4 separate regions of the Mus musculus genome follow, and regions 1, 2 and 3 are each linked to region 4. Evidence: chromatin loops called from intact Hi-C (ENCODE). Cell type or tissue: heart. All regions are shown on one strand.

Region 1 (8,000 bases), 160 kb before region 4:
AAAAAAATGGGAATGGGTGGGTAGGGAAGTGGGGGGGGGGGTATGGGGGACTTTTGGGATAGCATTGGAAATGTAATTGAGGAAAATATGTAGTAAAAAATATTAAAAAAAAAGAAGAAACTGGTGATTAATTGGGCCAAGAAATAAATGAGACTAAAGATTTCCCTATAAATCTTAAAGTATTGATTACTAAGTACTACTATATTAACACTAAACCAACACTGAACTCTCTAATTCAAAGAAAGATCCAAATTGTAAAGAACACTTTCAAATTAAAAAGTACAACAAAATAAATACAACTCTAAAGCAAAAAGTAAGACAATCAGAAAGAAGACATATTCTATGTGCCTGCATTAACAGCACTGACAGGGCTGCCCTGAGCCTCTCCAGGACAAAAGAAAAAGAAAGGCTGGAGTAAAGAAGTAGTGCTGTTGTCCACCAGCTAGTCCTTCTGCCACAAACTGTCAAAAGACAGTATAAGAGCATACCTCATTAACAAGACAATTTACAGAAACAGCTGCATTTTACTCTTTAGCTTCTAAATGACTGTCGAGAATACAGTTTAACAAGTTACCAGCCAAGAGTGCTAAATCTACTACATAATGCTTGGAATTAAAATTTTCACAAAGTTTAGAAAAAATGGGAGTGGGGGCAGGGAAAGTTTCTTTTTAGAATACCTTAAACTCTGTTTTCATGATTTTCTAAATAAATCAAAACCATATAGACTCCAAAATTCTCTGGAGATATACTTGTGCAGTTTTTTAACTAAACCTAAGTTCTACAAATAACCTCTTCAAGTTTTTAATTTCTAGTATTTAAAGCTTGTGTTTAACCTACAAAACCCTTGGTATCTCATTGTAAATGATGCTTTTTTAAAATGCCATTTAAGAAAGTCATATACTACCTAACAAATATTTTTCATTACAATTTGCTTAGAACAGTTTTAAATCTCAAATGGCACAAAAATAGTGGTACCCACTACAAATTATCAATGCTGAGCATATTTTAAAAAGCAAGCACAACATTCAAAACTGCTACTAATAAGCTGTAGTGCAGCACTGACACCAGTTATTCCCTTTATTTTCACTTAATATTTAAAGCAGGACAGTGTCTTTGGATGACAAGAAGGCAAAATTTTATTAATACAAAATGCTGACTATATTCTGGGGCAGGGAAGATTTTATCAATACAGTTAACTAATACTACTGTATAGCACTTTAAACCCTGAAGTATTTTCTCCAATTTTATGCGAAAGGTATATAACAGATTGGTGTTTATTAAAGAGCCAACCCTCTCATCTATTAAACAAACCACAGTGATTTGGAATATAACAACTTCCTCAACAACTTTATGACTGTTATTCCTTCAGTAATGCCCCAACTGATCAAAACAAAACAGAGCAATGATGCACATATTCTCATTATCTGCTGGCTCATGGGATTTCATCTAAGTCAAAGGTTCTCAACCTCCCTAATGCTGTGACCCTTTAATACAGTTCCTCATGTTGTAGTGACCCCCAAACATAACATTATTTCATTGCTACTTCATAACTGTAATTTTGCTACTGCAATGAACCATAATATAAATATCTGATATGCAAGATAATTGATACACAACCCCCAAAGGGGTTGAGACCCACAGGTTGAGAACCTATGACCTAAGTCCTACCTGGGCTAGTAAATGTATAGTATTTTGAATATTATAAACAGTAACCAACACACCGAATTACAGCCCCAAAAGTGTTCCCTCCACCCTTTACATATAGTTCTAAAAGTTAAGAGTTAAGAATCTTACAATCCTCAAAAACACAGAAAGGGTATTTATAGTTTGACAAAGTTCTAAAGATTAACAGTAAGAAAAACCCATAAACACACAAATCTTAATAGTATCATAGAATAGATTATATGAAAAGTACCTTCATGTAAACTAGTAAGATTATGTCACATACCCACAACACATGGATATTGCATCAAACCATCAGTTGCAATTAGCTCAAGGACTACTTAAGAGGCAGTCCTAAAGTGAGCTGAAGATGAGGAAGAGGGAGATCGAGGGAGGGAGGAGGAAGAAGTGGGGGGAGGGAAGAGGAGGAGAGGGAGAGAGAACGTGTTAAAATTTCTAGAAATTTCTAGCATTTTGTAGTGAACGGGGAAGACCAAAATCTAGCCCAAGTCAGTTTGGCAGCCCCATATGTTCAGATGTACCGTATCTACGTTCAGCAGAAACAATTTGATTTCTAGTAACAATGATTAATCACGATGCCCATGTCTACAACCACCTCAGAAGCCAGAACCATATTTTACCAATACCGAAAGGTCCAACAGTGTTTTCTCTTACAAATTCGTAAGAAAACTTACTACATACTACCAGACCAGACTGCGCAGTCTGATCAATGCTTTCCAGCTAGGGAGTATGCCATAAGCGTAACATGCTTTGCAGCACATTTTACGAGCATCAAAGACACCAGGGCACCAAGGGGTTCTTTTTTTTACCCTGCGCTTCAACAAATACTGTAGATTTGAAAGCTTTACAAAGGCATTTGCTCGGCTGGGCACCTGGGTCCTCCTTCCAAATCCAGACGACACAACAGCTCCACTGCCTCATACCACACACTGTACCTCACTGGGACTCAGACACCTGAGCCACCTAGACCCACAGAGTGGGACTGTCAGCTCCCAGACGTCTGCGGTCGTGCACGACGCACTGGGCCAGCTGAGCCCTCCCAGGAGCTTTCAGTGGTAACCTCGGCCCTCGATCCGGCGCCGAGTCTCCATAGTAAAGCCCTTTCTCCCCGTTAGAAGACGCAAATACGTTCCAAAGAAAAGATTATCATCATAGGACTGTTTCCACAAAGGGGAGAAGAAAAGAGATGGCTCTTCTCTAGGCAAATAAAAATAAAAATAAAAACTCTTGATGCGGTGGGAGACCGAGCTGGATTAGGAAAGCCAGCTCCTAGTGCCAATTCCCTGACAGCCTACACAGCTGTCGGTTCACCCGAGCTCAGTTTTACTAGCCGCAAAATGGGAAACCCCGGCGCCGCCCCCTCCCCCCTCCTCCCCGGGGAGTCGGACCAGGACCCGGGTCCCCAAGGCGACCACACACCTGGCTTCACCGTCTTCAGACGGATGGGCTCGCGGAAGTGGCGGATGACAGCCAGAGTGTCCCGGTTGGTGAGCCCACTGACCGGCGTCCCGTTCACCTCCAACAGCACATCGCCCGGACTGGGCGCCTTGCCCGAGACCACGCAGCAGGTGCCTCCGCCGCCGCCAGCCTCGTCGCGGAGCCGCCCCAGGTAAGGGAACTCGCCGCGCTCGGCGCCGCCGCGGATCTCGGCGCCCAAGTCGCCCGGGGGCCCGGCCCAGGATACCGCACACTCCTGCACCTTGCTGAGCCAGTGCTTCTTCTTCTTCAACGTCTTCGACATCCCGACCTCCGCTGCACCATGGGGAGCCCCCGCGCGGGCGGCCGCGGTGCCGCTCCGGGCCCCGCGCACAGCCCGGCCAGAGGGGCGCCGCCGTCGACCCCCCGCCTCAGCCCGCCGGCCGCGCGCCGCCGCGAGCCGCCCCTCTCGCGGGCCGCTGAGGAGAGCCGGAGGGAGCGCGCGCCCCGCGGGCGGCGCCGGCGGGGTCTCCGGGCGGGGTCAGCGCCGACGGCCGGGACTCGGCGCCCGCGCGGCGGGAAAGGCTGAGGCAAAGGGGCGGGAGCTGAGGGAGCGGCTGGAACCGAGGCTCGTATCGGTACGCGCGCACCGAGCTTAGTCGCTCGCTGGAGCGCGGCTGCTGCGGAGCCGGAGCGCCGAGACCAACGCCTGCCCCAGCTGCCAGGAAACTGGCGCTTTCAAACCCGCCGCAACCTCCTCCCCGCTCGGCCCCTCCCCCGCCCTCGCCGGCCCGGCCCCGCCCCCTCCCGCAGCGCAGCGCCCGGCGCGTTGCCGTCACCAGCTCTGCTCCGGAGGACCCGCCCAGTTCTCGGCTCCGCACCGTGGATTGGGTTCTGGCAGCTGGGGGCGGCCCTCGGCGGGCATGCTGATTTCTGATTGGGTGGTCTAAGTAGAGGAGGCGGGCACTAGAATGACTGAAGTTTAGAGAGGGAGGAAAAAAGAAGTTTAGAGTGTGAGGGAGGGAGAAGGGGGAGGGAAAAGAGAGGGTTGGTCTGGGAGCGGGCACAGGTCGCCTAGAGGGGAGAGGCCCTCCAGCCAGGGGCTGGAGCCAAGGGAAACTCAAACACTGAAAGGACCCTGGTCCCCAAGGTGGGGCGTGCCCAGCTGGGCAGGGGGCGGGGCCTCGGAGCTGGAGCCCGAAGGCGATCCTGGGAGTGCTTTGCCTGGATCCTGGGAGTCCAGTGCCCAGCTACTCCGAACGGTGGAGCCACTAAATGGGCCTGTTAAGGCTGAAACGGATTCTACGGGTTTGAATTTGTTAATTCGTTCAATGAATGTTCTTAAATGATCCATTGGCGAAATCCTGTTAATTGAGGGTAAAATACAGTCCAGTGCTCGAATGCTGTGTGATCTCGGGCAAGTTAGACAGCCTGTCGGAAACAAGCTGAGAGTGAAGATCATTAATTACACTAGCTACTGAACTCCAAGAATGAAGAAAACAGTGATCCTGCTCTCGAGGAGACTGCAGCTTAGCGAGAGAGACTGACTAGAAGATCATTTGAGGAAAGCGGGAAGGAGATGGATTAAAAAACAACCTGGTGCCTGCGGAGCTAAGTCCTGACACTGGTGGCTTGACCTTGACCAGATCTCTGCTTCGCGTCTGCTTGTTTGTAAGAAGGTGGAAGAAGTGACTCAGAACAAGGGAGACCTCAGATCTCTCCCAGCTCTAATTTTTCAGAAACACTTAAGCTTTTTTTCTTCCTTCATTGAACGCGTGCTTTCTCGTCTTTGGAATGCCCTCTGTTCGTAAATGTTTCACCTCATCCAAATAGTCGTCCAGTATTTCTTGGAAAGTGTTTTCTCTGAACTGGGGCACTTGTCTCACTTTTGTGACAGGGCATGTCTTCTGACTCCCTTTAATGATAGCCCTTATTTTAAACTCCGAGGAGCTCTACAAACTAGATCAAGCTTCAGACAGCTACAGTGATTTCCTTCACACCATTGAACTGGGGAAATAAAAACACTAAATGTGGGCTGGACTCAAGAAACAATAAGGGAAGTGGAGCCCTGGAGCTGCAGGCTTGGGACCTGCCAGGCAGAGACAGGACCTTTATCTACACCCTGATGGAGAGATTGCCAGACTGTAACCTTCAGTCCTTGATTGTCTGCTGAGCAGTCACCCAAGAGAGAAACTACATTTCTTTAATACCACCCTCCATCCTGCTGAGGCTCCCTCTGGCCAAGTGGATTGGAAGCCAGATGGCCTTCACACTTATGATGGGGGTAGAGAAAGCCCAGCGTCTGGAACCCAATGGAGTAAATACTTTTCACAGGCATCATGTGGATCATTCAAATAGACCAACATCTGAAATTTAAAAAAAAATTTAACTTGTTTTATGGACAACTAGTTAATACTAATAAATTCCTGAATGAATACTCGATTGCCTTCACATCTTCTATTTTTGCTGAGACTGAAACACAATGCTCTGCCTAAACTGTATCTGTTTAGAATGGCTCTGGCAACAAGGAACAAAACATCTGACAAATAATAGCTTAGAGCACACTGTCATTTATTACATCTTTAACATAAAGTTTAAGTGTGGTAGTTTGAGGACTAGTTGGACAGTCTATTATCAAGGTCCGGAGCTCTTTGTGTTTACTCTTCCACATCATATCCATATGAACTTTTGTCTCCAAGCCTGTCACCTATTAATTACAAGGTTGTCATAGCTCCAGACATCACATCCTCAAAGGTCATTATATGAAGCAAGAAAGAAGGGTAAGAAAATGTTAGTCCAAATTTGATGAAAGAGAAAAATCCTACCTAGCTTGTGGCCACTGTGGTAGGCTAGAAAAATGGAGCCATGACCACCTTAGACCAGTCACTGGCAAAAGAAAATGCAATTACTAGCATTCCACTAACTTGATCATAAGTCACCTTCAAACAAAGCAGAGGTCCTCTTTAAGGGAGGAGGAGAGAATAGTTGTTAAGTAGTCACCCAACAATGTCTGCCTGCTGTGTGTCTTTTTTCTTTTTCTTTTTTCTTTTTTTTTTTTAAGTCATCTAACATCTGCCCAGTGTCTTAACCATGAATTGATTCTCAGGCAGAAAACTGCAGTCATTAGGGAGCCTTAGCTTCAGAGCCAGGCTCACATACCAGCTTTTCCATTTCCTAGCAAGCTGCTTGTTGTCACCTAACCTCCATTTCCCCATACACAAAACAGGTATGACAACAATACTTCACTGAGTTGTGGTGAGACTTGTCTGCAGATGAGTCAAGCACTCCACATAGACAGCATAGCAAACACTCCACAAAATGTTATGTTGGCTTATGCTATATCATAATGTTTGTGATAAGGCTAAATGCATCCGTGGGTACCTCTTCAATTCTGCAAATATCCATCTTAGGTGGGTCATTTTCCCCCTAGTCGGAATATTCTGCCTACTCGGTGAGTTACTGATGGTAGGACACTGCTGGAAATTACTACATAGTCATGGATGTCACATAAATGATCTCTCTGAAATGGCCCCTGGTTAAATTGTTTTCAACGTTATCATTGTTTCTTAAACTTATCTTTTGGATTAAGAGTTCGGGTTTTTCCTAAGGGTGTATTACTAAATCAAACAATATGAAACCAGGCCCAACAAAAATAAATGAAACAACTGAATTTGATGCTTCCCAAAGTTTCTCTGGGTTATCGCTAATTTACAGAGATAGTAATATATTTTGTATGAAAAACACTTTAGGTCTCAAGATGGCTATTGGGTCCAAATATTACATCCTCAACAACGTCCTAAGGAGATGATCTACACTCTGTAACTCAAAAAGTCTTCCCCAAATGCTCCTCCCAACAGGATTTCCTTTCTAGCTGATTGTCCACAAGGGCCCAAATGCCAGTCTCTGCTGAGGGTAATACAATTCCATGGCATATCCCCTCTGGAACTCAGAAGGTACGTCGCGGCTGCACAACATCGGCGCAAAGCTGAGGCAGTTCAGTGAGAAGGAGGAGAGATGGCTCAGCAGCTAAGTGCATACTACTCTCTCAGATCACTGAGTTCAGCTCCCAGCACCCACATCATGGCAGCTCAGAAGTGCCTGTAACTGCAGCTCCAGGAAATCTGATGCCCTCTTCTGGACTCCGTGGACACCTGCATTTACACCTGCATGTACCCACATACATACATACATATTTTTAAAATTATAAATCTTTTTTAAAACTAAAACGGATGAGATTAGCATTTAGAGAAGGAAGCAATAGTATCTGACACACTACATTTAAAAGTACATTTGCTTCTATCTTTTCATTTCATTGGAGTTTGGAGGTGGGTCGGTAGCAAAACGTGAAAAGTTTATTTTGTGATAATGAGAATGAAATAAACCTGCCTATTTAATAGAAAAATTTAAAACAAAATTATAAATACAATGTTTATGAAATGACCTAGGGGTCCTCCTTTTTTGCTATCAGTGTAAACTGTGTCCCCAGCCATATGCAGCTCAGCAACAAAGCAAGACAAAGCAGGGTTCGCTTGTAGTTTCAGTCTCAATTTCTCTGGAGGAAGCCTAAATTCTAGTAGTGACAAATCAAACTATCAGTTACATGAAATGTTAAAGGGTCGTGGAGCAGACAGGTGTCATAAATATTAGCGTCCTATACAGAATACATGAAACTTTAGCCTGGTTTTTTTACCACAAGTTATCATAATAAAATAGCCTTCAAAGTCAAGTGAGCAGCTCACACCTATAAACTCAGTATTTGGGAGACTGAGGCAGGAAAATCACAGAGTTTAATGCTAGGCTAGGCTACATAGTGTATTAGAGGCCAGGTTGAGCTACAGTAGGAGGTAGAGAGGCAGAGCATATGGTAGTATGAATACCTTCTAAGCAAAACACATAAATAA
Region 2 (8,000 bases), 48 kb after region 4:
GAAGAAGAAGAAGAAGAGAAAGAGAAAGAAAGAGAGAGAGAGAGAAAGAAAGAAAGAAAGAAAGAAAGAAAGAAAGAAAGAAAGAAAGGAAGGAAGGAAGGAAAGAAGGAAAAAAGAGAGAAGAAAAGAAAAGAAAAAGAAAACTGTGAACAGGAAATCAGCAGAGAAAGCCAGTAAAACTAGAAGCTGATTCTTTGAAAAGATCAGTAAAATGCATAAGCCTTTAGCCAGACCATGAGGAAGAGAAGCTATAGGTCAATGACGTCAGAGATGAAGGGAGGTTATCACCTCAGTTCTTACAGGCATTAAAAGAATAATGGAGAAATACCACAAACAGCTCAGTGTCTGTGTGTGACAACCTCAGTGACGTGGGTTGAGTCCTCGGAAGAGAGAAATTCATGTCAGAACAACCTGACAAATCTGAACATTTTGTGTATGAATGAAGTTGAATCGACGATAAACTAACTGAATGGACTACCCAGTGGGTTTCACGAGATGTTTAAGGAACCCCCCCATACCAACTATCTTTAGTTTCTGAGCAGGAATGTTTCTTCACTCACCCCATGAAGCCAATATGACCACACTACCAAAACCAGTGTCTACAAGAAACAAAAATGACTGCACAATAGCTCCTGTGGACATAGACATAGAATTTCTCAAGAAGGGACTGGAGAGATGGCTCAGCCATTAGGAATACTAGTTCTTCTTGTAGAGAACTGGGTTTGATTTTCAGCACCTACACAGTGGCTCACATCCTTCTGTAAACACAGCTCCAGGGCATCCAAAGGCTTCTTTTGGCCTCCGTGAACACTGCAAGCACATGACACCAGACAAACATGCTGGAAAAACACCCAAACACATAAACATATAAAATAAACCAGATGGGCAGTTTATTTGTGTGGTGCATGCCACAGCATATATGTGAAGGTCAGAGGACAACCTGCAGGAGTTAGTTCTTCTAGGTGGGTTCTGGGATTGAACTCAAGTCTTTAGGTTTGGTAGCAAGAGTCTTTGCGTTCGGAGCCATCCATTGGCCTACAATAAGATGTATTAAGGGGGATGGGCAGAGAGACTGTCTATTGTAGTATAGTGTAATGATTGTTCCATGTTATTGTTAGGTCTTCTTATCTCTTATCACATCTAATTTGTAAATTAAATTTTATCATAAATATGTGGGACCAGAAATAACATATATAGGTTTCAGGTATCCACTGGACCTCTTAGAACATATATCCCTTAAGGATAGTAGAACTACTCTTTTCTTTTTTCCATTCTTCACATGTATGTGCACATGTATATGTCTCTCTCTCTCTCTGTGTGTGTGTGTGTGTGTGTGTGTGTGTGTGTGTGTATGTGTGTGTACATGGAGATAAGAGGTTGATGTCCCTTCCACCTTATTGAGGCAGGACCTCTCAATCAAACCCAAAGCTCACTGATATAACTAGTCTTCCTAGGCAGCTTGCTTGGGGATTTTCCTTTTTTTTTTTTTTCCCCCTTTGAGGCTGGAACAATTACATCCATGCCCATCCAGCATTCACGTGGGCTTTAGGGTTCTAAACTCGGAGCCTCAGGCTTCTGCAGCGCAATCTTTACCACCACACCACCATCTTCCCAGGCCCCTGGCAGCCTTTCTTGAGAACCATGCTGGCCACAGGGCAGGGAAGAACTCTCGATCATGGCATCTCAAACCTTCTCCAATCATGACTGCTTTTCCAGAAGAAATTTTCATGCGATTCTGAATGTATTTGTATATAAAACAGGTATATTAATCAATTACTGACAATAAATCATAAATGTATCTTAAAAATTATTTGAGAGTTATATTATTTTATAATTTAAAGACTAAATCGAATTTGCATACCAATGAGAGAATATGCATATTTATTTTTACATAGAGGATTAAAACTTGACCTAAATATTTGATGCTGCATGAGAGAGAACATGAAGGGCTTCCAGAGTTCCTTGATATTTTGATTTTACAGTCAATGCTAAGAATGTCACTTTGCATATATTATGCATACTAAATGCATTCTAAATACCATACAACAAAAGTTTCAGAAATTGCTCGAAATTCTTTCCTAATCCCAAACTCAAGACAGAAAGTTTTTCCAAAGAAACATCCCAACACAACATAATCCAATGATATTTGCCTTTGGTACAGGGAAGTTATATGATGCAGCGCCATGTGACCTCCCAGAAACACCTCAGATTTGCCCAAGTTAGATTTCTGAGTGAATTTTTGCTTTCTATACATTCAGAAATCCTTTGCTTTGGCGAATTTTTCAGTGACCCAGTTATTCACTCCCTTCTGGACCTGACTCAGTTTGAGAAGCTGAGCTTTCTCTGGTCTTGCAGAGAAGAGTAAGCCATGAAGGAGTCCTAGAAGGTACAGCAACCATGAATAAGCTCGCACTCTGGCTCTAGTGACAGTGATGTAGCAGTGTAGACCTGTCAATGGTAATGAATGGGGCACTCTAACCTGGGGTGCCTATGGAAAGTGGTCCACGTGTGGGGACTGGGTTGGATGTAACTACTCTGCCACCAATTCACACCTCATCTCCAAAACTGCTCTAAAACATTGTGTTTGTGGGGACTGGAGCGATGGCACAGTAGCTTTGGTCCCTGGAACTCACATGGCAATAGAGGAAGAAATAACAAAGTTGTTCTCTGTCCTCTATACACATACACATACACACACACACATACGACATGCATATGCCCATGCTCAGACATTTCACACACACACACTATTCATAATTATTGTTTTAAAAATCATGTTTGTTACTTGAAAAACAAAGAGGCTACAGACAAAGTCTTCCTCTCTACCCTGCCACCAACTGAGTCAGCCCTCACCACCTGCAACTCTCCCGGCATAACAGATTTCTTGAGAGTCCTTCAAAAATATTCTTGGTCTTCATACATACCAAATGTGGGACCAGTGAGATGTCTCAACCAGTAAAGGTTGCTAGCTGCCAAGCCTGAAGACCCGAGTTCAATCCCCTGGCCCCCAAATGGTGGAAGGAGAGAACGGATTCCCATGGGTTGTCCTCTAGTCTCTACATCGTGTCATGGTATGAGAACCTGGGGTTCTTCCTTCTCTGTTCCATAAATAAATGTAAGGAAAAAAATAGTCTCAAGTACGTCCAATAGGACAAACGTGGCTTTTTACATCATGGCTCCCTTCTCCCAGGAGAAAACAATGTCTGGGGTTAACCTACAGAAGCTATGTCCTCTCCTCTGCCTTCTCTAAGCTCTGTTTGAACTTCAGGTGCTCAAATGCCGAATGGGAAGGTTTATGTGTTTTTCCTGAATGCCGGCAAGTTGCCCAGCACACGCCTGGTACCTGGAGTCTGAAGGGAGAAACTGAGATCCACGCCAACAGAGGCAGAGGACTTCACTCTCAGCTAAAAAAAGAACAGGGCAATCTCCCTTACCTCCGAGGGACTTCTGTGAGCAGAAACCACGGGGAGCGCAGGAGAAACATCTGGAGTCTGACCCTCCTCCCTCCCTCCTACAGTCTCTCCAGAACTTCCTCCAGAAGCCAGGGGAAAGGAGCCGCAGATCTCCAGCATCTACACACTGGTTAAGTACCAGCTCTGACCTAGTTCTGTTTCAAAGCACTACCCTCTCCTTCCTACCTCCCACAGACGCCCACCCAGCTGCCGAGTATAGAGAACACTGAGAAAACTTAGGCCAAACGGGGACCTGGGATGATAAAGCCTTTGAGAAAACAGCTGTTTGTTCGTTCGGTTCGTTTATTATCATGTTTTTGCTCCTATCTCGTTTGATTACAAAAGCCTGTTGGGGGGAAAAATAAAAACCCTTTTACACTTTAGAGGAGTCGGTGCTGGGCTCTTCCAACCTCCATTCCACTTCAAAACAACTCTGGAGAAAAGGGGTTGAGCTAAAAGGCCCCTGTCAGACAGTCCTCTTCCTGGTCCCTGTCTCCCTCAGGGTGGCTAGCTGACCTTTCATATGCAGTCCCAGAAAGAGGCCTGCCCCTCACGCCACCTGTGGCTCTTCCTTCCCCCTTCCCCTCCCCCGCCCCCCCCCCCCCCCCCCAGGCCCTGCTTGAGCAGATGTCTTTCAGGCTGTCCTGCATTGCTCCAACCTCAGGTCATTTCCCTTCTGAGGAAACTGCCCAGTGTGTGAAGCTTCCCTTCTGCGATGGCCGGAAGGGTCAGATTGTTTTTCTTCCTGACCCCCCCCCCCCACGCCCGATTTGCGGGACACAACACAGGGAAGGTGGTGGGCACGCTCCCTCCCAGACGCTGGATTATTCCAGAAGGCCAACGGTGGCAGTGACCTACTGGCATTTCTCCCAGTATCAAGACCTGGATCACCGCCAAGACTTGTTAGACCCCTTCTGGTGGAGCTTCGCCCTGACTTTCTCCTGCCCTCTTGCCTCTTCCCCTTCAGTTCCTCCTGGGGAAGCTATGGAAACCAGAACCCACTCTCCCCAAAGCCAATCTAAAAATATTTCTCTACTCCATTCCCCATTCTTTCATGTAAAGCCTGACCTCAAGTCTGGAGAGATGGCTCACTGGCTGCTCCTGTAGAGGACCTGGGTTTGTGTCCTAGCGCCCCCCCCCCCCATCGTGGCTTATAGCCATCTGTAACTGCAGTTACAGGGAGTCTGCCGCTCTCTTTTGGCCTCTATGGAAGCCAGGCACGCATGTGGCACACACACATACACATAGACGAAATACTCATACACATAAGATAAAACTAAATCTTAAAAAATAAAAAGAGCCAGGTAGTGGTGGCACACGCCTTTAATCCCAGCACTTGGGAGGCAGAAGCAGGCAGATTTCTGAGTTCGAGGCCAACCTGGTCTACAGAGTGAGTTTCCGGACAGCCAGGGCTATACAGGGAAACCCTGTTTCAAAAAACCAAAATAAATAAATAGAAATTCGACAACAGATGTTGGTAAGAATGTGGGGGGAAAAGAAGCCTCGTTTGCTGCCGGTGGGAGGGCAGACTGAAACAACCACTGTGGGAATCAGATCAGAGTCTCAAAAAAAAAAAGGAAAAATAGAATTACCATATAACCTGCCTATACCATTCCTAGGCCTTGGCCCAAAGAACTCCATGTCCTACCTCAGAGATGCCTGCACGTTCATGTGCTTACGCAACCAGCCTGCATGTCCAGCAGCAGGAGAACGGGTAATGAAAATGTGCTTCATGTACAAAATAGGGTATTATTCTGCTGTAAAGAGCATGAAACTTGCAGGAGATGAATGGATCTCAAAAGTGTAACATTAAGGGAACATAATCTTAAACTCCAGAAGACCACAAAAGAAAGAAAAGAAAATTCTTCCTCATATAGGAGCTATAGCCTAGAATATATACATGAATATATGTGAACAGGTATTAAGTATGGGTATAGCCTAGAACTTAGAAAATGGGGTAATATTAGGTGAGGCGGAAGGTCAGAATGTAGGTAAAGGGCACGAGTCATGAGAGGCAAACTCTTTTTTTCCTAGCTTAAAAACTCTCTCTCTCTCTCTCTCTCTCTCTCTCTCTCTCTCTCTCTCTCTCTCTCTCGGAGGGGTTTATGTGTGTATAGTGTGTGTGTGTGTGTGTGTGTGTGTGTTAGATATATGAATTCAACTCTGCATACTAAAACAGCAAAATAACCATTTCTATATTCCCAAGGAATACACCCTTTGTTACTACTCTGAGGCATGAATGGGAGAACTGGGCTTGCTTTTAATCCTGTCAGTGTAACAGGAGTTAAACACACTAGTCAGTCACTGGCCCACTTAGAAAAGTCACTTTAAAAAAAAATATTGATTTGAGGGAAAAGAATTTTATAGTCCAAAGAGAAAAAAAAAAAAAAAAAAAACAAAGTCAAGAGACTCTATGAAAGAAAATGAAAAACAAAAGGTTTCTTATGTTTGCTGACTGGAAGAGTTCATCCAGTGAAACTGTCCACACTTCTGAACGTGATCTACAGATTCCACATTACGTCCATCTGAATACCGGTGGTGTTCCAAACAGAAGGGGGGTGGGGGGCTGGGATGTGGCTCAGTAGTCCAGCACCTGCACCTGCCTAGCATAATGAGGCTATCGATTCAGTCTCCAGTACTGGGGTGTGGGGAGAGCGAGAGGGGGTTGGGGGGAGGGTGGGGGATTTATATGGAATTCCCAACCCCAAAGTTCCAAAGTAATCTTATCTAGAAAGAGCAAAGCTGAGGGCATTGTAACTCCTGACTTCACAACATGCTACAAAGCTAGAGTGACCACACAGCAAGGCAGGCGATACTGTCCAGTGAGATAGAGAACTAGAACCCGTGTGTTTGCCCATGTAACACATGGAAAATGAAAGTTCTTTTTAACAATAGTCCTGGGTGAACTGCATATGCATAGGCAGATGAAACTAGGTTCCCATCCATCACTATGTAAAAAAAAAAAAAAAATCAAAATGGATTAAAGACTTAAGAGTAAAATAAATAAATCAGACACTATGAAATCAGTAGAGCAGCGGGACACAGGGAACACTTTGGGATTTGAGCAAAGTGGCTGTGACCCTGCCCCTGCCTCCGGGCAGAAACTGAGAAGAAAGAGAAAACCGACCCCTCCCACAAACGTAACAGAGGGGCGGGGCAGGCGTTCTCTAACACTCTCTGTAAGGAATTCAAACAACTCAGTAGAAAACAAACCCACACAAAAATCATAAATTGGTTAAAAGGAGCCCAAGCCCTAACTAGATTTCTCCAAAGAAGATACACAGATAGTCAACAATCACAGGGTTGTCATCCATCACCAGGGGGCACAAAACGGAGGGGAGATGACTCAGCAGATACGAGCAGTGCTGCTCTTGCAGAGAGAGGTTCAGTTCCCAGCACCTATATTGCTTCACGGCTGCCCTTAATGCTAGCCCTCGGGGACCTGACACCCTCTGACCTCTGCAGGTTCCTGTGCTCATGTCTCTCTCTCTCTCTCTCTCTCTCTCTCTCTCTCTCTCTCTCTCTCTCTCTCTCTCTCTCTCTCTCTCTCTTTCTCACACATACACACACACACACACACACACAATGGGACATCAAGTCAGCCCTGATAAGATGTCAATTATTAAAAAGACGAAGGTAACAAATGCCGGTGGAAATGTTGAGCAAAGAGAGCCTTGAGCACAGCAGTTGGGAGCATGGCCACCAGAGAAACAGCGTGCATCTGCCTTACAAAACAAGGAACACAACTGCAATGTGACCCAGAAAGCTGAGTGTATATTAAGATAAACTGAAATCAGCCCAACCAAGAGTCTGTGGCTCAGAGTTAAATGGCCGCAATTCACAGCAGCGAAGGTAGGATCAGCCTAGGTGCCCAGTAACAGACAAATGGATACGAACATAAAGTGTGGTGGCACATACCTTTAATCCCCATACTTGGAAGACAGAGGCATCAGATCTCTGTGAAAGTTCCAGGACAGCCAGGGCTACACAGAGAAACACTGTTCTTAAAAAAAAAAAAAAAAAAAAAAAAAAAGTAAACACACAATAGAATATTATTTGTGCATAAACAGGAACACAACTGTGTCATTCGCCCAACATGGGTGGAATTGGACGTAAGTGACGTAAATCAAGCAAGTGTCAAGAAAGACACTGTGTACTGAATCATATCCTGGCTGAATGCAGAGAGATACAATGGTCCAGAACCTGAGCAGAGATGTAGAGAGAGTGGTTAGTGAGCAGAGGGTTGCAGCCGGATGGGAGGAATCGCTGCTAAGGCCCTATAGCATCCAGGGTTTAACGGTGGCGGGCAAGTAGCTGGTGGGAGGATTTCACACGTTCCCATACTGAGAAATGAGAACTGTCTGAGGTGATGGATACGCCAGTCATCCTGATCCAATCATAACACATTGTGCACAGACACTGAAAAATCGCAGCCACGTTGTAGCTCATGAGGACATGCAATATGTTGATTAAAAATTGAATACAGAGGTCAAAAACTGACATACCTTCCTTAGTTTAAAGTCCTAAGGTCCCAAAACATCTCAAAAA
Region 3 (8,000 bases), 62 kb after region 4:
ACAGATTTTGAGTTACAGCCTGAGCCATGACAAAGGCCAGGCCTCTCGCCATTGTGCAACCGGAGAAGCCGGATTTCCTGTGAATCCCCTTACGTAAGGGTATCCCTGAGCAATGGTGGCCTGGGTAGCGCCCTCTGCCGCCATTCTCTGTGCTGAAGCGCCACCTGGAGGCCAGTTCTCGTTCAAACCGCTGTGTAGTAGAGCCTCCACAGAAGGAAACAAGAAGATGCCTTGGAACAAAAAGGCGCCTTTTGAAAGAGCCTCAACAGTTTCTTCACCCGCCCTTTATCTATTGCTGATGGGGTATTCAAGAGTTAAATGACAGGCTTCTTAAAGGGACAGGATTAGAGCCACAGTGATCTTGTCACTGCCTTTCTTAAATTCTAATATCTGGATCTGAAGAGCACACGTGAGGGGAAAACTGCAGTTTGCCCTGCATCTCGGATTCCAACCTCTTCATCCCCCTACTGCAAAATTCAGGTTAGACTAACTTGTGTAGAGAGCTTGGCAGTGAGCCGGCCCCTTCTCGGGAGAGCCTGGGATGCTGCAGAGGTTTTTTAATCAGCTGCCTGGCCCTGGGCATGAACACACACCCTGGATTACTCAACAAGTAGCTGGGGGCTGGGGGGGGGGGGGGGGCGGGGACTACAAAAATAATTGTTTAAATTGAGCTCCAAGTTATTTTAGCCTGAAGAAATTCTAAGCTAGATGGACCCAGGAAATAGGGAGTATTCAACATAAAGAAAAGGGGACCAGGCTTCCAAACTGAGAAAGGTTTTGTCTTGTTTTGCCTTTTTTGTTTTTTGGTTTTTTTTTTTGTTTTGTTTTGTTTGTTTTTTGTTTTGGGTAGGGAGGCAAGTAACCAAGCAAGCAAAACAACACAGAGAAAGGGGGGGCTTTCTTTTTCAGAATTTTATACTTATTCTTTTGGTAGGCCAGCAGTTTAGCTTCCTACAAGGACAAAAGACCCTGACATCTCAAGCAAATCCTTATCAGAAAGTGGAAAATGCTAGAGTTATCAGGAATATTCCATATCAAACCATATTACAGCATCATGGTAACAAAAACAGCATGTTACTAGCTCAAAAAGTGGCCCTGGCAATCAAGGGGCTCAAACAGAGGTCCCAGAAGTCACCCCACAAAGCTACAGTTCTCTATCTTTGGACAAAGGTATCAAAAACATACACTGGAGGAAAGAGACCTCTAAACACCTGTGCTGAGAAAACGATTTCCACAAGGAGAGGAAAGACTAAGACCCCCGTCTCCAACCCTGTGCAAAATCAACTCAAAGTGGATCTTAGAGCCAGACCTGAAGCAAAACACTTCAGGACACAGGCATAGAAGAAACTTTCTCAACAGTGCTCCAACTGTACAGCACACATTGCCAACAACCAACAACTAGACGTATAGGAAACTAAGACGTTCCTGTCCAGCAAAGAAAACAAGCACCAGCGCCTAGAGAATGGTAAGAAAATCTTTGCCTGCTACACATCTTTATATATACAGAACTGGGCAAATTAAACACCAGGAAAACAGATCACCCAGCAGAAAACAAGCTAACCGACTGGGCAGACAGTTCTCAAAGAAGGCATACAGATGGGTGATACCCAAGCACAACCAGAGAACAAGCCATGAACCAAGGCAAGCTCTGGTTATCAGAGCAGCAGTATGCAGTGCCTGGGTGCCCACAAAGGTGCCCACATCTTAATGCAGTCGCTGCTGTTACTCTCCAGACCAACAGTTCCAACAAGAGTCATGGTTGAACTTATTATAAGATAAAACGGTCACCCACCCACCTGGGGAACAACATGTAGCCTACTGGTTGGGTGAAGAACACAAAGAAAACAATGTCATTTATCCACGAACCCTCTCCCCTCCAAAATTAGACTTACAAAAGCTGAGCTAGGGTATAGTAGCACATGATTGTAAGCCTGAGGAGGGAAAATTGTGAATGCAAGGCAACCTGGACTGCTAAGATCCTACTAGACAAACACACAAACAAACCAACAAAATGCCAATGTGTTTGCTATCCTAGTAGAAATGAGTTCATTGGTGTCCACAGTGACCTTGTAGAATGAGGGTTATCATTACTGTCCTGCAGAAAAGAAAACAAAGGTTAAAAGAAATTTAGTAATTTAGCCTAAAATACCAGTAGCCATGATGTGAACTCAAGCATTCTGGCTCCAGAATATCTGTGGTCTTCCAAGATGCCACCTTGGAACAAAGCCAGCATGCTACGTACTGAAGAGAATATTCTGAGAAGCAGTTCAGTTTGCCACGGAGCACTGCGGGAGTTCATATGCAGTCATGGGGGCTGGACTACATAGGGGAATGTCTGGGCTAAAGAGGATCTTCAGTCAGAAATGATGCCCACTGGTAGTCTCAACACACATTGCATTTTGTAGAGGGCTCAAAAAGTCTCAACCCTTCACTTCCCATATCCTCATTTAAAGCAGCTGAGATCTCTGTCCTCTTTAAAATTCCATATGTGCATTTGTAATTATTGTTCTTTAAAAGAGCCTTTCCAGGGAGTTAAGAACCACTGGAAAAAACTGGGAGGAGGAGGGAGGACAGGACAAAACATTAGACGGGACAAGGACATTAGAGACTAAGTTGAGAATGGCTCAGTGTGCTTGAGACGATCTATAGGACTCCAAAGCTGAAAGGGTTCCTAAGTCAGGATGCGTGCCTGCTTCTTAAATATCAAGGGTGCCACCCAGACTCTCCAGTCAACAGCTTACCAAGATCGCAGTATGTGGGTCTATGTCAGAACCTCAGTCCCACTGACTCGTGGGCCAGTGCACTCTTTATTTCTTGAAGAGTGTCTTGTTTCCAAGCCAAATCCAACTAGGAACCCAAATCTCCAGGGCTAGCCCTAGAAAACCAACCTTCCCCATTCTCCACCCAGAGCTGTGCAGACAGGAGAGGGAGGAGGGGGAGACGCTCCACTTTGAAAGCCTGTAATGCATGGGTGGCTGTGCTGAGTGTGGTGCTCCATTTGTTATCTGCATTAGCTGATGTAGCCCACTCTAGAGAAAGCCAGGCATGCTTATGTGCATCCTGCAAATCTGGAACACAGGTACCCAAAACCAAAGGGACTCACTTAAGCTTCTGCAACTTGCTAAGTCGGACTTGAGCCAGCTGCTTACTTTTAAAAGTCATGTGGTAAATGAAGGGCCCAGCTGACCAGGCAGGACTTCCGGGTACTCACCAGCTGTCTCACAGCAAGTGGGTGGTGTCTTAGGACTCCCACCAAGGATGGCAAATTGGAGCCCTTGGAATCTTTTTGTGCTTTTGCTCAAATGCCCTTTCAGAGGGCCAAGGGAAGGGTAGGGAAAGCATAAGGGAAGACACATTAGGGTTTGCAGAGAGAGTAAACAAGTCAGTGCTTTCACAAAACTATACATTGCCTTCAGGGGCTCAAAAAAAAATCTAGGCTGATCCTACATTTTTCTATCACTTGTATTAATCATTTCAATAGCTAGTCTTAGATCATGTATAACTCGGACACGAGAGGACTTTAAAGAAAGTGACCAACTGATCATTTTTCTTTCCTGGACCATGGAAAGCAATAAGCAGAGCCAGCTGAGAGGCCTCCCTAAATTGAGGCTGGCCAAAGATAGAACTCGGGAGACACTCACAGCTGGAGGTGCGGGGTCCTCTGCAAACTTCTCCTGACCTCTGGGTACTGACGTCTGTTGTGCTCGGGGAAACGCCAGGGAGCAGTATACACTTGGCAGATGAAGGCAGGTGACTCAGGGCTAAGAGAGGTGTGAGAGAAGGCTGGGGCTGGTGGCACAGGCCCACGAGGCAGCATGCCTGCCAACATGATTCATGGCTTTCCCTCCAGACCTGCAATTTATTATGATTTTGTGTTTCTCCAAAAGTCAAATTTTCTCAACATCACATGCTTGAATTTTCACCTTAAAAGTCCCATTTTAGTAGAAGCAGCCTGTGTAGTCCCTGAACCTGTCCCCACCCCTCCTGTGACATGTATAAAGGACAAAGACACCCAGGCAGCAGCAATTCACTGTTGGAAGAGAAATGTATTTCTTCTCTGCCCTTGCTGTTTCTGGCATGGGACACAGACTCCTATGAAGCTTGCTCCAAAGGATAAATAATTCAAGCTACTGTCCCCACTGCCATTGCCAGCCACATGTGCATTGTTTTCAAGAGTGAGGGATGTCACACTGGCTTTGATGGAGCATTTAGAAAAGAAATAAACTGAAGCTACTCAGATCTTGGAGCAGGAGTGATGAGTCAGCAGGTAAGATGTACTCTGCTCTTACATAGGACCTGAGGGTCAGTTCCCAGCACCTAAATCACCTGTAACAGGTGACTCATAACTGCCTGTCACTCCCCAGCTCCAGGGGGAGACCTCTGATCTTGCATGTGCATGTGCCGACACACATATACACATAACTAAAAATAATAAAGAGAGCCCTTTAAACAACCCAATCTTGCACATATGCCTTAAGAGATGGCCTGCTGTCAGTCAGTGTATGCGATTCTATTGCATCTGACTTCTCCTTGGAAAAGAATAAAATAGGAGCTTAAAAGTGCTCACTAAGCTGGGCATGGTGGAGCACACCTATAATCTCAGAACTCAGGGAGGCAGAGTCAAGCAGATCTGATTTCTAGGCCAGCCTGATCTACATAGCAAACTCCAGGCCAACCAGGGCTACATGTCCAAATGAATACTTACTCTTGAATGCTCAGAGTACTCCTTCTTTGTTCCTAGACTCACTCACGCTTGTGGCAGTTGGTTTGCTGCTTGCTGGTTTCAGCTTCCTATACTTGATCCCTGGGGTGGATCAGGAGAACGGCATGCTAGCCAGTGCACTCATCTGCTTGGTTTTGTTTCTCCTCGGGAAACCTAAAAATGTCGAGCCCCTACGAGGCATTTCAACTTATAATGAACTGGAGGGGCCTGGGGAGATGGTGTGAGGAACTGAGTTTGACTCCTAGAACCCATTGAAACCAATGCAGTGCCTCTGTCATCCCAGCATTCCTACGGGGAGATGGGAAGCAAAGACAGGAGAATTCCTAGGAGCTCAAGGTGGAAGGTGGAGACTGACACCCAAGGCTGTCCTGTCACGTATGCACCATAGCACATACACCCATATCCATGCTCTCTCCTTGATATACCACACACACACACACACACACACACACACACACACACACACACACATGGGTGGGGATGAGATGAAAATAAAAACAGCAAACCAAAAACTAACAGCTGGTCGTGGTGGTACAAGACTTTAATCTCAGCACTCGAGGCAGAGGCAGAGAGGCAGAGAGGCAGAGAGGCAGAGAGGCAGAGAGGCAGAGAGGCAGAGAGGCAGAGAGGCAGAGAGGCAGAGGCAGGTGGAAATTCCTGTAAATTTGATACCAGCCTGGCCTACATAGTGGATTCCAGGACAGCCAGGGCTACATAACAGAGAGACCCTGTTTGAAAACAAAACAAAGCTGAGCACAGTGACATCTGCCTACTCAGGAGATGGAGCAAGATGATCACACTGTGCTGCATAGTGAGGTTGAAGCTGGCCTGGACTACATGAGACCCCAACCAAAAAACAAAAATCAAAAATCAAAAAACGGGGGGTGGGGGCAGCTACGGAAGGAATGAAAGAAGAAACAAGCAAACAAACAAAATCCCAAACTGGTCAGTGCCCAGTGTCTTACTGTAGAAAGGGGCTTTGGAGCACATGACCTCAGGCAAATCATATAATCTGGAATGAACTCCTTACTTACAAAGAAGGAATCTGACCAGCTTGGCTGGGTCGTTGGAAGACTATGTCTATTAGAGCTCCAGACTGGGTAAGGAATGTTTTTGAGTGGGCTGAAGAGATGGCTCAGAAGCTAAGAGCAAGTACACACACACACACAACTAGTTCATGTGTACCACACACATGTAAGGTACCTACAGACACCAGATCCCCTGGAACTGGAACTCGAGTTATAAGCTGTCTTGAGCTGCCTAATATGGGTACTGGGAATCAACCCCAGGCCCTCTACATGCTCTTAACCTCTTCGTCATCTCTCCAGGTCCAAATCTGAGCTGTCAAGAAACGCTGGCTGAACAACGCAGCAGAGGTAGCAAATCCAACAGGCCCAACAGCCTTGTTTCAGGCATTACCACAAGCCACATGACACCCACATTGGCAATCCCTGTTCTTTGACGACTGACCTATGTATTTTCGTTTCCTTTAAGCCACCTTGTGATAAAATTTCCCTGGTAACAAACTACAGGCTTCCCATCCCAGACTAGAAACACAGCAGGCATGGGAAGCAAATCTGCACTCATCGGATAAGGAGCCAGGACATGGGGGAGGATGCTGAGCAGCAAAGTCCTTTCAGTTGCTGCTGGCCAGGGGTGGTTTTCAAGTTCCAAATATTCCATATCACTGGGCTAAAAGGAACCCTGAGATGAGTAAAACCAGCCCCCGTGGTCCCAGTCCCAGTCCCAGTGGCACTGACAGTCACAGAGGTAGCAATCCAGAAGGCCACAGACTATTCCAGGTCACACACTGTACTTGTCATTTGTCCATAAAAAATATTATACATTCACACACACAGAGAGAGAGGGGGGGGGAGAGGGAGAGGGAGAGGGAGAGGGAGGGAGAGGGAGAGAGAGAAACTGTGCAGAAGTCAGAAATGTTCATAAACTGACAAGAGTACCTCTCTTAAATATATAAAACTTACACTTGCACTTTGTGTGTGTGTGTACTTTCATGTGTGGGGGTGTTCATGTATGTGGAGGCCAGATAACCTTGGATGCTATTCCCTGGTAGTGGTCCTTTTTAACTCTGTATTTTTAAACAGGGTATCTCACTAACCTGGATGAAGGGCCTTTACACAGGTGCTGAGACTCAAACTCAGCACCACCCACTACCCCCTCCCTTTTTGAGATAGGGTGTCTAGCACAGACTAGCCTCACACTCAGCTATATAACCAAGGATGACCTTGAACTCCTGGTCCTCCTGCCTTCGATTCTCAAATACTGGGATTATTGACATGTACCAACACACCCAGCCTGTACTTCATCTGTCTTTTCTTTTCTTTTTTTTCTTTTCTTTTCTCTTCTCTTTTCTCCTCTCCTCTCCCTTTTTTTTTCTTTTTTTCCTTCCTTCCTTTCTTTCTTCCTTCCTTCCTTCCTTCCAACATTCACTCGTAGTCCAGCCAGCAAGCATGCTGTATGGACAGTTTCTTCTTGGAGGCACTCAGGTGCCCGCCCGGCTGGGGAGGCGGCCTAAGCCACAGCAGCAGCGGTCTCCATCTTGGTCCGGGACCCGCCGAACTTAGGAAATTAGTCTGAACAGGTGAGAGGGTGCGCCAGAGAACCTGACAGCTTCTGGAACAGGCGGAAGCACAGAGGCACTGAGGCAGCACCCTTTGTGGGCCGGGGACAGCCAGCCACCGTCTGGACCGGAGGACAGGTGCCCGCCCGGCTGGGGAGGCGGCCTAAGCCACAGCAGCAGCGGTCGCCATCTTGGTCCGGGACCCGCCGAACTTAGGAAATTAGTCTGAACAGGTGAGAGGGTGCGCCAGAGAACCTGACAGCCTCTGGAACAGGCAGAAGCACAGAGGGGCTGAGGCAGCACCCTGTGTGGGCCGGGGACAGCCGGCCACCTTCCGGACCGGAGGACAGGTGCCCGCCCGGCTGGGGAGGCGACCTAAGCCACAGCAGCAGCGGTCGCCATCTTGGTCCGGGACCCGCCGAACTTAGGAAATTAGTCTGAACAGGTGAGAGGGTGCGCCAGAGAACCTGACAGCTTCTGGAACAGGCGGCGGCAGAAGCGCTGAGGCAGCACCCTGTGTGGGCCGGGGTCAGCCGGCCACCTTCCGGACCAGAGGACAGGTGCCCGCCCGGCTGGGGAGGCGACCTAAGCCACAGCAGCAGCGGTCGCCATCTTGGTCCGGGACCCGCCGAACTTAGGGAATTAGTCTGAACAGGTGAGAGGGTGCGCCAGAGAACCTGACAGCTTCTGGAACAG
Region 4 (8,000 bases):
GGGCTTCCATCCTGTTTGACTCTTCTCTCTGGCTTTTGCTCTCTACACAGTTCCTCTGGTCCTTGGGGAATCATGTGCTTGCTCTGTGCTCAGCTAGCTCCTCGCTCACCTAACCGGGATCAGAAGCATTAGAATGTACTAGAAACATCATCATTCGGGGCTCTTTTCCAATCCTAGTTTGCATTTTGCCTAAATTTCCATTTTGGATCTTCCGTGTGGGAACCTTCAGAATATGGGGCTTTTTTTTTTTCTCCTAAGATTTTAATTCTATTTTTGTGTCTAGTGCTCTGCCTGTATGTATGTTTGTATACCAAGTACCTAAACAGAGGCCAGAAGATGGTGTTGAATTCTCTGGACTGGAGCTACAGATGGGTGTGGGTGCTAGGAATTGAACCTGGGTCTTCTGGAGGAGCAGCCAGTGCTCTTAGCCACTGAGCCATTTAGCCCAAGATGCTAGGCTTTGTGGTTGAGCCTAGTTAACTTTAAAGTTCCTAAGCCATGGTATTTTCTCTATTCGTCAGCTTTTTCAATTGAACGAAGATTTGTGCCTTAGCCTTATTCGTCTGTATCTTAGAATCTCTGAAGCAACTGTGTGATTAAATCCAACTGTGATTTTGTTGGTCTACTCTGAGTAGGGAGAGAACTTGACAAATTAAAGAATGAGTCAAGTATTAGCTAGTTTTGTAGGTAAAATGCTCCTATGTGTAACAGGCTCAATTTTCACTGTCTCAATGTACTGGCTTGAATGTGTTTGGGACCAGGGGAGAGGTCCTGAGCCAGAGCACATCCCCCTTTGACTGCCTTCTTTTAGGTCCAAGGGAAGAATCTTAGAATATTCCTAATCACTAACCAAAAATAAAGGTCTGAGAGTATCCCACGGGGTTCAGAACCCCTTGGCTCCTAATTTCACTTCTTTCTTTTCATTGCTAACTTGACTGGGTTCTAATCACTGAGGAAACACACTTCTGGAGCTGTCTGGGAAGCTAAGTCTAGAGAAATTACTAAGGACGAAAGGCCTATCCAGCTACAGGTGACTTGTCCCATAGTTGGACTGAATAAAAATGAAGAATGAGCGAAACATTAGCATTTGTCTTTCTCTGCTTCCTGACCTTGGAAGCAGTGTGATCAGCTACCTCAGGGCTCCAGCTTGCGTCATGATGTCTCCATATTGCCCTGTCTTCCTGCCATGATGGACTCTATCACCTCTTAAGCCAAGAGTCAAAACAAACACTTCCCTCTCCTCTCCTCCCCTCTCTTCCCCTTCCCTCCCCAAGTTGTTCTGTCAAATTTTTGTCATGGCAACAAGTAAAGTAATGAACATAGCATCTCTGCCAATAAAGAAGCACCCCCAGCACTGCCCGCCCAGGGCCAGGGTCTACCAAACCCTGCAGGAGTTTTAGTTTCCATGACATGACAAAGGGAAGAAGATGGGGTGATAGTCTCCTTGACCTTTGCTCTATTCCTTGTCCTTGCTGTATCTGCTCTGTTTCATCGTTTTTGTTTTGTTTTGTTTGATTATTTGTTTGTTTGTTTGTTTGTTTGTTTGTTGAGACGGGGTTTCTCTGTGTAGCCCTGGCTGTCCTGTAACTCACTCTGTAGACCAGGCTGGCCTTGAACTCAGAAATCTGCCTGCCTCTCCCTCCCAAGTGCTGAGATTAATTTTATCTTTGGCCCTGTGCCAGTGTGTCTGTTTCTATTGTTCTCTCCCCCTTTTTCTTCTTTTTTATTTTCACGTTTCTCTTTGTTCTTTCTTTACCACTTCTAATAGCACTGATTAGGTAATATTTCAACCACTGAATACCCATCCTCTGCTGCTCGGTTTGATGCATTCAACTATTTTCTGTTTCCAATTCTAGAGGTTACTAGGTTTCGGTTGGCTTTGTTTCCTTCTTTTTTTTTTTTTAGTAGAAATTACTTTTGAATCACTTGTTTCATGGCTCAGCTTCTGTCCTCCATGGTCAGTACATCTGTGGCAGGGCTTCTTCACGTGCAAACGCACTCATTGCCAGCTCCTCTAAAGTGCTTTCAAGACCCTGATGGCAACTTCTACCCGTTGCTTTCTCACTTTTATATGTATATTTTTATGTTTTCTTATTTTCATGTTTCCCTGTATATAAGTCCATGTACCGTGTGCATGTCTGGTGTCCACGAAGACCAGAAGAATGTGTTAGACCCCCTGGAACTGGAGTTACAGGCAGTTGCGAGTCACCATGTAGGTCTGGGAATTGAATCTGGCTCCTCTAGTAGTGGAACCTTGCTAAGCCATCTCTCCAGCCTCCATTAGATACCCATTCCAATGCATCCACGATTTCAATGCATCCACGTACCGTTCTTCTTGGTCACTTAAAAAGTGTTATTAGTAGTATTGGAAATAAGACAGATTTCAAATATAGATGATGAAAATACCAGCCAGGATTCCTCTCACAACTGACGATCAGTCACCTGGCTGAGCAGCAACCTTCTTAACCCTCCATTCTGTTTTCTGTTTGCTGTGAGGAATGGACTCACTAGTAGCCCAAGCTAATCTCAAACTGTAGGTACACCCCTTCCTCAGAGTGCTGGGATTTATACATATGTACCACACTACACCAGACCACATCCCCCCACCTCCCATCCTCCCTACCCTCCCACGCACCCATCTCTGCCGCCCCACCCCCACCCCTACATCCCTACCCCTGACCCTCCTCACCACCACCCTACTCTGTCTTTCCTTATCCATATTGAGAGAAACAAAGATCTTAGCTTAATAAAAACAAGCACTGAAGACTAGGAGCAGCCAAATGAGGCAGTTTGTTTTGCAACATTACACAGTGAGGCATCAGCCCAGGGCAGGTGGGCTGTCAGCAGAGAATAGATTTTATAACTAACACAGCAAGCCCCTCCTCCTTACCTTTGTGGCCCAGTGTGACAGTCTTACAAACCATCTAAGTGTTTCCTTCTGCCTCTTAGGGCCATCTTTTATTTCGTTGTTGCAACAAAGATCACATGTGTTCATCTCTACATTTTACATCCTGTTTATTTTAAAACTTAACCTTGTCATAGCTCAAGGTCACTTTGTTTTCTAGACTTTTAGGTGTTAGGGTAGTTCAGCAAGACCCCAATGTTTCCTGTTCATCTGCAGCTGGACCAATGAAGACCCAAGACACCTCCATTTTGAAAATGAACCATCAGATTTTGTCTCTTATACATCTCTAATAGACTGTATTTCTCATTACTTAGTTTCAGGTTGTTCTCTCTTCCGGTGCTGTGATCATTGTAACCCTGCTCCTCAGAGCAGTGCCTGGGTACTGCAGGGTTAGTCCACAATAGGCAGTCACAAGTCATTGAGTGGAGCTGTTTAATCTCCACCATGGTTTCAGTCATCAACCCCATTTTAAAGATGAGAAAATAGAGGCACAGGACAGTTGAGTGCTTGTAGCAGCAGGCCAATTTGTAGGTGAAGGATCATGCAGCCTCGCCCCAGCACTCTTCCTCCAGAGTGCTTAGCAAGAGTGCCCAGTCTCTGATGTTCGCTTATTTTCTAAGCAAAATAGAATTTTTTAAAGAAACAAAAAAGCTGTTAAAAAACAAACAAACAAAAACAAACAAACAAACAAAAACCCATATGAGGCCCCCTTTATCCTTTCCCATTTCTGCTCTCTGCAGCTTCCCTCACAGATATTGCCTGGAGCTGGTGTGTCCCCTTCCCGCCTTTGCCTGTCTGGCTTGCTATCTGGAACTGCCTTCTGTGGCTGCTGAGCCAGAGGAGTGCCTGGGCTCACACAAAGCTCCCAGATCCACCCAAGGCGAGTATCAACTCTCATTACTTTCACTTTCCTGGTGTTGGAGTGATTTTTTTCCCCTCTCTTTTCTACTTACAGACACTCATTTTTCTAGCTGAAAATAGAAAGCCTTATCAGATTGGAATAACAGTCCTTTTTGCTGTAGTTTTTTCCCCCAAAGACTGGATGAATTTGGGCTTCGTCAGAAAGCCATCTGCTGTGTACGCACAGACCTATTCCGAGCCAGAAAAAGAAAATGAGGGAGGAGAAAACCCTGGCTTCTCATCTTAATTCAAAGAGCCGTCGTCTGTCAACTCCCACTCCTCAAAAGGAAGCTGACCACTGCCCTCACCTGTCACTGGGGACCTAGGATCGGGGAGGTCTCATTGAGCACAATGGCCTTGCAGCCAACAAAGAAAAGACTCTGCCTGAAGAAGGAATCGAGCCAGTGTTCCACAGAACATACATGGTTTGTGGCCAGCTGCCTATTTCCTCCAGACCACACCCTCTCCTGGTCATCATTAACTGCTTGTCATTCCTGCCATGTTAGACTTGCCAGTCTCAGGCCCGGACTATGTCAGAAAGGCTTTTAGGTTTTCTAGAGGCTACCTCATTCTCTTATTGAGTAGCCTTGCCACCAAGGAAGCACTCACTTTTGTTCCTATAGACAGGCAATGGACGCGAGGGAGCACTGTGTTCAGTGTTGTGATGAGCACTCACATTTGCTGCTGTATACAATCAGAGGGAGCACTCACAATTCACTAAGTAGATGAATGGAGGGACCATGCATATTCATTTCTGTAGATACAAGCAGGAGGAGGACTGAAATTCACTGCTGTTGGCAAGAAGAGGGAGCACTAATAGTCACTTCAATAGATGAATAGAGGGAGCACTACTCACTTTCACTGCTGCAAATAAACAGGTCCTCCACTAGGGACAGACTCAGGGTCCTGAAGAAAACTTTTATCTCTACCTTTCTCAGGCCAGCATGGCAAATATTAAAGCCAAGCGGTGTCATAGTCTTAAGAATACTCAATACTTTTGGCTCAGCGGTTAAAAGTACCAGCTGCTATTCCAGAGAACTGATGTTCAATTTTCAGCACCCATGTTTCAGCTAAAAACTGCTGGTAACTCCAGTTTCAGGGAATTCAATGTCCTTTTCTGGCCTCCACAGACAATAGGTAAGTATATGATGCCGAGCCATACATGCAAGCAGAACACTCATACACGTAAAAAAATTTTTTTGTTAAAAATATATTCAATACTTTTTGGAAATGAATTTAATTTTTAAGATCTGCATTTTCATAAGTACAAAAGTACTGTTAGCTGGTTATAAAACATTTAAGGAATACCTATATACCTTAGAAAGCTAAAGGCCTTTGTTACCCCGCTGCTACAGGGGTAGCTGTTACAAGTTTGTTGCATGTGCTTACAGACTTTTCACAATTTGCATAGCTGTGACATATGTAAATCTGTATACCTGGTAGCACCGGTGTACTTTCCAAAGAAATGACCCTCCCCTCTCTCCTCTGGTTGCTATTTAGTATCTGTTTTTCCTTCCAGACTGCCCTGTGTCTAAGAGAAACTCCACCACAGTCTTTTGAGATCAAATGGAAACTCTGTCGTCCAAGAACATCTTCCTGTTGGTAACCCTTGGGAAGCCATGACCATGTTCCCAACCAGACATCCTGCCAGTATCCAAAACATCCGATGGAGGAGCCTCCCCACTCCACACTAATGGGAGAAGTCACATTCCGTTTGACATTTTTGAGTAGAGGACTTGCAGGGGAAAAGATTACAATTCATGATTTTGGAGCACAGCAGTGTTCAGGGACTGACTTGCGAAGCATCGTGTTGAGTAAATGACTCGGTCATGAAGGGCGGTTCTACTTGGCTGCCATGGAGACAGAAGTGTGGGCCTCTCCACTCTTGGCTGGCTCCCACAGCTCTGGGCTCAGAGCTATACAGTTTATTCAGCAGACTGGGGGCTCTGTGGTATCACCTGGAAGTGAGGCTCTGGATGAGAGCCCAGTGGTGTAGCAAGGCTCCTCGTGGATGCAGCTATATACAGAACATGTCTGTCCACACGATCAAGGCTGGGCAAGGATCCATGCAATTCTTATCCATCCAGTGATTCTCTGGCGGGCGCACAATCCTCAGGATGACCAGCCTCCCAGATGGCTCTGTTATGGTGTAATCTAATTTTTTTTTTTACTTATTCATTATCCAGTCTTATATACCCTTGGCTCCGTCATTTCAGAGGGTACAATTTTCTTCAGAGAAAATTTGTGCCAACTCTTCAACAATACGTCTCCACTTGAAGGACATTCATCATATTCCCTTCAGCTTTGATTTTCCTTTAAGCTAGTTTCAGAAGGTAATTCTGATACAGAATGGTGTAATTGGGTTCTTTGAACATTCATTGCCTTAATCATAAAAAGGGAAATAGTCTTTCTCTCCCTGTTTCCCCCCTCCCTCTTCCTCCTCCCCCTCTCTTCCCACCACATACCCCTTGAGCTTCCTTCTCTTCTCCCTCTCTCTCTCTCTCTCTCTCTCTCCTACTTCTTCTCTCTCTTCCTTCTCGGGTGCTTCATTTTGTCCCTGTTCTGTGTGGTACAGTTGTGCACACAGTTCAGCAGTCCCCTGCCTCAGTCTCCTGAGTGCTGGAATTCCAGGCCTGCACCACTATGCCCAGGATTTCTTGTTAGAATTTACACTTTTACTTTATGTGCATGAGTGTTTTGCTCCCATGTATGTATGTGTAATGTATGCGTGTCTATTGCCCACAAAGGCAAGAGAGGGTATAGCATCCCCTGGAACTGGAGTTACAGATGGTAGTGAGCTGCTGTCCAGTTGCCAGGAACCAAACTCAGGCCCTATGAAACAGCAAAGGTACTTAGCCACCAAGCCATCTTTCCAGCATTTGATTTTTAAATATGGTTTTATAAATAAACTCTATTCATAAAAGATGTTAATTCTACCCCCTGCAAATTTCTATACAAAACTAACTTACCAAATATTAAAATATCTTTCAACATTCCACTCGCCAAATCTATGAGATTATTCAGAGCATAGACAATACTATAAAATTATACATAAGGGATAATTTTAAGCACATAAGGGATTATATGGAATTAAACACATTACAATAGTAACACTTCAAATCAATAAAGAGATGGTGGTGGTGAAAATACCGGACAGCCACTTGAAAGACTAAGCCTGGATCCAAACCTTATTTTTATAGCAGAATAAAACCCAGTAATATCGCCAAAGGTCACATACAAAATGTAATCATAAAAATAATAAAAATAAGTTAAGTTTTTAATAATTTTGGGACAGAGAGAGACCTTTAAAAGTAAAAACATAAAAAATTCAAACAGAAAGTTATAGTAGCTTTTGCTATATAAAAATGGAAAGAAATGTACTATTTAACATTTTGAATGACAGAGGATAAATTCTTAATTTACCTAAACACACACACACATACCTCTGTACACTAAACTTAGTATCCTCAATATACATAAAACTTTAATAAATCAGAAATATTAACTATCGTGAGGGATGGAATCCTTCACGTCTCTCTGTTCATCATTTGATTTTCTTACAGTAAGGTTTATTTGGGGGAGGGGACAAACCAGGGCCCAGGGCCCTGCAATGCACATTAAGAATTTTTAATGTTAAACCTACTGTTAATTAAAGCAATTAAACATAGATGGACATTTTTAGTAGCTAGACCTGAGGACTAAAATGCATTTGCAGAATCATCTTACGATTCCAGCCTCTACTATAAATCGTTAATGGCCTTCCATAATCCACATCATAATCCAGACAAGCAAAATGCATGGGGAATGGTGGGGAGATCGTGGGACACAAGCACGGAATGAAGAATTTGTTCTGCAAAACCTGATCCCAATCTGTATCTCTGGATTAAACTTGTCTTTTAAAAAACACACTTCTCCAAGGATAACCGCCCGTTTAGCAGAAGCTCTTTCACCCCCTAGACACTCATTTTTGATTCCAAGGTCTTTCCGTCTTAATACAGGTGTCGCCTCGACACCTCTCTCCTTTCTCCTGACATCTAAGTTTTTCCATTAAATAAAATGTATGATTTAAATTTCAATTTTACCGAAGCTGCGGGTAGAATTAAAGGGATCATTCAGATGAGTGATTTCATTGAATGTCACTTCACATGAATTTACATAAAGGTTCAAAAGGAAATTGCACAGCCTCCAAAAATTC

What was found. Peaks named below come from ENCODE experiments on the same cell type or tissue, not always from the same donor. Only the 100,000 strongest peaks of a DNase experiment are listed, where the experiment ranks them.
Region 1: it touches region 4 in a loop (2.1-fold over the local background); 4 of 42 quality-filtered maps call a loop at or near these places.
Region 2: it touches region 4 in a loop (2.3-fold over the local background); 6 of 42 quality-filtered maps call a loop at or near these places.
Region 3: a loop joins it to region 4, with 2.1 times the contacts of the local background. A loop is called at or near these places in 6 of 42 quality-filtered maps.

The regions. Positions count from the first base shown.
Region 1 is chr3:104,216,543-104,224,542 of GRCm38, forward strand. It overlaps Magi3 (membrane associated guanylate kinase, WW and PDZ domain containing 3), which reads right to left and starts at 3,864. Exons shown (of 21, transcript NM_001159354.1): 1 at 3,103-3,864. The coding sequence starts at 3,424. In heart, a CTCF peak has its summit at 4,360; DNase peaks (open chromatin) are centred at 2,599, 3,229 and 4,009; H3K4me3 peaks cover 4,923 bases; H3K27ac peaks cover 3,521 bases.
Region 2 is chr3:104,427,746-104,435,745 of GRCm38, forward strand. No RefSeq gene overlaps it. Among named protein-coding and RNA genes, the nearest start is that of Gm38412, 23 kb to the left of the region's middle. In heart, a CTCF peak has its summit at 4,426; DNase peaks (open chromatin) are centred at 3,506, 4,216 and 6,586; H3K4me3 peaks cover 1,301 bases; H3K27ac peaks cover 2,944 bases.
Region 3 is chr3:104,442,055-104,450,054 of GRCm38, forward strand. No RefSeq gene overlaps it. Among named protein-coding and RNA genes, the nearest start is that of Gm38412, 37 kb to the left of the region's middle. In heart, a CTCF peak has its summit at 3,713; DNase peaks (open chromatin) are centred at 27, 507 and 3,747; H3K4me3 peaks cover 389 bases; H3K27ac peaks cover 562 bases.
Region 4 is chr3:104,380,022-104,388,021 of GRCm38, forward strand. No RefSeq gene overlaps it. Among named protein-coding and RNA genes, the nearest start is that of Gm5546, 24 kb to the left of the region's middle. In heart, a CTCF peak has its summit at 4,682; DNase peaks (open chromatin) are centred at 3,740, 4,070 and 5,730; H3K27ac peaks cover 1,192 bases.